2 separate regions of the Homo sapiens genome follow, and region 2 is linked to region 1. A link is a contact called in ENCODE Hi-C data. All regions are on one chromosome and are shown on one strand. The core of a region is the stretch at or near the end of the contact, and the rest is flanking DNA. Distances in the headings are between cores, read along the strand shown. Region 1 overlaps CFAP61 (cilia and flagella associated protein 61). Region 2 overlaps RIN2 (Ras and Rab interactor 2).

Region 1 (2,639 bases), core at 73-2,572:
GAGGAGCTCTGCTAAGGTGACTGGAAAGTGCTGCCTGAGACCTGTTCCCTGGAAGCACAGCTCTTTTTGGTTAAATACATAAACTACCATAAAAACCACAATTACAGTGACTACCATGGTGATAATTTCAATGCACTGAATTATATGAAAAAATAAAACAAACAAAACCTGGGACACAATTGAACAGCACAAGAAGTAGGAATGTGGCACAGTCTGTAATTTATGTTTATTGCCATGGGTTTCGACGGACCAAATGGCTCATGCCTGCCTGCACTGTAGCTGAGTCATGTTTGATATCTCAAAGTGGCAGTAAAAAAAATCTTTATGGCTCCCATGCTATTTTCATACCTTATTTATTCTGTTTTTTTCCCCTGTTTTTAAGTCATCTTTTGTATTTTCTTCTTGCTTATTAAGTTGGTTACTATGGAGATCATGACATCAGTCATCTTGACTAAGCTTAATGGTCTTGAGGCAACATTCAGACTAAAAGTTTTGATACTTAAAGTGGCTCAACCCTGGAGAATGAGAGCAGATTGAGAACTGAGGACTGTGGGCTTCAAGCTGCTTCTCTAATGGAACACAGAGGTGAAAGGCAGTCCCTGCCCACTCGACCAAGGCCACGTGGGGCAGCCCTTTGGGAGGACCGCGCCCCCGGCTAACCAGGTACTGCACTTTCCAAGGCCCATTTAATCCTCTGCCTCTGATGAACTCAAATGCCATTTTCCCTCTGGATTTGATGAGTGTGCAAATAAAGATAACCAAACTCAAATTGCTTTAGGAAAATTACTAAACTGTGGAAGGCTTTTAATCCATCTCAGTTTAATTTGAATGTAAAACCTCTCTAGGTTCTCGGTTGTTTTTCCTGATCTTTCACATCTTCCAGGAAGGCAAAACCCATTTTTTAAATAGTTTATTTTTTGTAGAGGTAGGGGTCTCACTGTGTTACTAGGCTGGTCTCAAACTCCTGGCTTCAAGTGATCCTCCTATTTCAGCCTCCCAAAGTGTGGGATGACAGGTATGAGCCACTGTGCCTGGCCCATATCCCATTTGTAAAACTAGAATTTATTAACGGGATGTAACAAGTGAAAGTTTTAATAAAAAGGCCTGAAAGTTAGGCTTATGACACTGTACTTTATTCTATATGCATCTACTGACCTCCAATCACTTCATAATGAATGGAATCACATTTTTATAATTCTTCCATGAGCCAGAGGGAGTCGGCCAGCCCCAGAGGGGCATTCGTGGTCTGTGTTTCATGTGTCTGTCGCTGCTGTCATCCTAGTGGGGTGTTGTTTTTGTACTAGCAGATGTGTTTCATTTCTGCCAATCCCTGCTGACTCATGACCCCTCCTGATGCTGCAGGCAACAGCCAGGGGACACCAGGCCTTTGGGCAGACCCAGCCCCAGAGAACAAATGCGTCAATTCTGTGCTGTTTTGTTTCCAGGCAGATAACGGGTTGCAAGAAGGTTTTTTGAGTCTGAAAAGCCTGACTGTTATGCATCAAAAGTCAAAGTTGATGCTTCCAATGACAGATGCAGAAGAACACATGGGGACAGCGAGCCCACTGTCTGAGGACCAGGAGGAGGAAAGCCAGAGGGGAAGAAGGAGAAATCAGTGCAGCGCAGCCCTCTCCTTCCTCTGGCTAAGGCCAGGAAAGTGGAAGGAAGGGGGCAGGATCCCTACAAAGATTTTGGAGAATACAGGAAGGAGACTGCCTCACAAGGGAGACTCTACTGCCACCTTGTCCTGGGAAGAGTCCAGTGGAGATGGCTGAGGGAACTTCCTGGATGAGGAAGGAAATGAGGCAGCAATGAGCTTCTGAAAGCCCAAAGCAAGGAAAGCGGAGAGGAAGAGAGCACGTAGCTCCAGGGAACACAAGGCCACACTCAGACTGGCCTCAAGGCTGTGAGGATGGGATTCTTCTGCAGCAAGCAGTGAGGGCTGCGGGGGCCTGGATGCCAGGACAAGGGGTGACTTTGCCTGAGGACAAAAGCTGATGTTCTGAACTCAGGATTCCTGTGAGGACAGGCACTACCCAAGCAGCAGGTACCTCCCCTCCCAGCCTCCTCCCCGCCTGCCACGATGCCATGACATTCCATGTCCATGAGCTCCTGAGAACTTGGATGTCTTTCCTACCTGCCTAAAAACATGAAAGAAGAAATCTCCCAAATGGACTCAATGTAAACATTAAATGATTAAATTTACCCAGAATTGATGGAGGTTACTTTTACTCCCATCAGGTGGAATAAAGGCTCAAAGCAGAGACTCAGCTCAATTAGAAAAAAATAGGAAAATAAAAGATGTATCCTTTTGCACACCTGGTTACTTGTCTTAAAAATCTGTATCTGACATAAAAAAGAGGGTTTGTTGTATATCTCTGTACTCTGTATGTTGCTTAGATAAAGCAACATATTGCCAAGAGAAATCATCTTTTTCAATTCAGGAATCACAAGTTTTCATTTTCAAATTCTAAAACTTTATGCTTTTTGATTAAAGAGATAGTAACTTTACCTTTGACTGAGCAATACCATTTCCAGGAATTTGTTCAAAGGAAATCAAAACAAATGTGCTGAAAAATAATAAGGGCAGATATGGTAGCACTGTTCATCGTGATAAAAATTGGGATAAAAACTTAACC
Region 2 (2,639 bases), core at 87-2,586, 380 kb after region 1:
TACCCCTCCCTGCCTAAACCAGCTAGAGGCGATTCTCTAGTATGCATCTAAAAACCCTGACCAATACATTTCCTATAGTCACAACAGTGGATTTTTGAACTTTTTAAGCCGGCACACTTTCATCAAACACAACAGCCTATAGAAGCCCAGTATACAACGTAGATGATATACAAAATTGTTCTTCCCACCCTCCTCACTCTAGAGCTCTCTGTTGCTCCTGTGAACTCACCCCTGGGAGAAAGCATAGTTATTACAGAGGGTCCTTCATATACTGGATTCAATCCATTTTTTTTTCTTTTTTTGGCTTCATCTCCTATCATGCCCCCAAAGTCCTACAAATTAATAAGTTAATCCAATTTGCAAGCACGCCATACAACTTTGGGTTTCCATAACTGCTCATCTTCTCTTCTGTCTTCCTGGGATGTCTGTCATGAGTAGATCTGCCAGGAAAATGCTCATGTACTCTTCAAGAACCCAATCAATCAGAACCTCCATGAACCTCTCACCCAAAGCGTCCCATCATATAGGTGGCAATTTCAGTAGCCTCTTAGCATTCATGAGCCTACTATTTCCAGAGGTAGCTATTATTCTCTGCTGAGGATCCCAGGTAATCTGCATGTTTGCTGAGGCACAAATTTGAATCATTAGTATATTAAACGTGGTGAAATGCCCTGGCTTTTCCTTTCCTTCCACCCACCCTATCAACCAGGGCTTCACATGAGCCAAACCAAGCCTAGCAGGAAGCCAGTTAGCAAAGGGAGCCTCAGACGACGTAGCCGGTTGGACCATCCCAATGATCATACAGAGCAGAACAAGCAAAAATGGACCTAGGATGGTGGAGGAAATGATCAGCTCTGCAGAACTTCCTAGGAGTCAGCAAGATCACAGGGAATGGGACACTCGGTTAGAATGCAACCAAGAGATGGCATATTTTATCATGTTCCATTCATAAGAAACATATTTTTTCTTTTCTTTTGGAGAGTACTAAGCTGTCTCTGTTAAGTCAAGGACAAATAAATCTATGCACCTACATAATGGTTTTCATATTAGAAGATAATGGAGATGAATGGAGGAATAGAATAAAAGGGCTACTGTGATGACAGGATGCCACAGCCACCATCAACGCAGGAAGTGAGTGATTCATTCCTGCTGCAGAAATCAGGCAGAAAGACAGGTGGCAGACTCAGCTGTCCGCACATATTCTCATAGTGTCTCTGTGATAAAAACCATTTCTGACACACACTTGACCTAACTTGTGGGCAGATTCAGCCCTCAGAAGGATCAGAAAGCTGTGGGTGGAGCTGCTATTCTCAACTTACTTCCGATTCACGGGGAGGAACTGATTGGGGAAGTGGAAGTGAGAGGCATTGTAAGAGGAAATTCTTATGTCATCCTTATGTTCACAAAAGCTAGGAATGGGAAACTCAGTTGTGCTGATAAATTTTGTGGTTTACAAACAGAGATTTCACAAAGTTTAAAGGTGAGTTGGAGTCTATAAAAAGTGCCCTCGTTCCCATCAAACAGAATGGGAAGTTCTTGAAAATGGGGTTCTGACACCACAAATAAGTCAGTAGCTAAGAGGGAGAGGTATCACAAGCAGGTGAGTCTGCACCTTTGCAATGAACTCACAGCTGGGCAGCATGCAAATATGGGTAAGGGCTCTAGAGGCTTAAGTGTACCCCAAACAGTGTGCTGGATCTGTGTGAATAATGCCTAGAAGCCTACAGCCCAGGAGAAGGGTATTTTACAAATAAAACAAAGCTAAATAAAACCATAAAATACCTTTTTAAAGGTACTTTTGGAACACAATGTGGTTGACTAGCAGCAAAAAAAAAAAAAAAGAAAAAAAGAAAAGCAAACCTACTAAAGTCCTTGACAATGGGAGCAATTAATTTACATCAGCTGAACACCTAAAGGCTGTAAGACAGGAAGAGGAGACCAGCATTAAAAAGCGGGACTGGATCCTGAAGTCAATTTGGCGGTCATAAGGGCGTACCTGGATCTTCTATAGGCATTTTCTTTTCCAATCTGGAGGACTCACTGCCACACTATGGTTATAAGTTAAATGCATGTGAGATTATTTGTGATCACCTTCAAGCACTCAGGAGAATTAAAGAGGGCTGGACAAAGCTGGTAGATAATGTTGGTCCTTGGCTTCAAAAACAGAGAAGGCAGTAGACTTCTCCAGCTATGAAGCTGTGGGCTCCAGGGCCATTTGAGAGATGATTGCTCTTGGAATTCTTTGCAAGATGGTGTATCTTAGCCAAAACGTGGTCAAGCCCAGGGTCCAGTTTGGGTTTCCCAAGACAAGCTATGTCAGTTTAGCCATATTCCTTATGTACTTCGCAGGGCTATTAGACTAGAAAATTAGAAAAAGGCGGGGTGTGGTGGCTCACGCCTGTAATCCCAGCACTTTGGGAGGCCGAGGCAGGCAGATCACCTGAGGTCAGGAGTTGGAGACCAGTCTGGCCAACATGGCGAGACCCCATCTCTACTAAAAATACAAAAATTAGCTAGGTATGGTAGCACATGCCTGTAATCCCAGCTACTCGGGAGTCTGAGGCAGGAGAATCACTTGAACCCAGGAGGCGGAGGTTGCAGTAAGCTTAGATTGCACCACTGTACTCCAGCCTGGGCAA

Evidence for each region. Hi-C counts contacts between places; a loop is a spot of excess contacts on that map. Pooled maps may share reads with other maps.
Region 2: a map with no recorded cell type shows a loop between it and region 1 (6-fold over the local background). The contact joins two enhancer-like sites. A Hi-C loop is called at or near these places in 4 of 37 single-sample maps with no recorded cell type and 2 of 50 pooled maps.

Annotation. Positions count from the first base shown.
Region 1 is chr20:20,209,242-20,211,880 of GRCh38, reverse strand. All of the region lies in intron 17 of CFAP61 (cilia and flagella associated protein 61), which reads right to left. Among named protein-coding and RNA genes, the nearest start is that of CFAP61-AS1, 57 kb to the left of the region's middle. Within about 2 kb of position 1,322, at least 4 of the 41 ENCODE cell types and tissues checked have a DNase peak (open chromatin) inside an H3K27ac peak, as active enhancers do.
Region 2 is chr20:19,827,013-19,829,651 of GRCh38, reverse strand. The region is part of intron 2 of RIN2 (Ras and Rab interactor 2); the gene reads right to left. Among named protein-coding and RNA genes, the nearest start is that of RIN2, 70 kb to the right of the region's middle. RefSeq lists a silencer at 1,062-1,231. Within about 2 kb of position 1,336, at least 6 of the 41 ENCODE cell types and tissues checked have a DNase peak (open chromatin) inside an H3K27ac peak, as active enhancers do.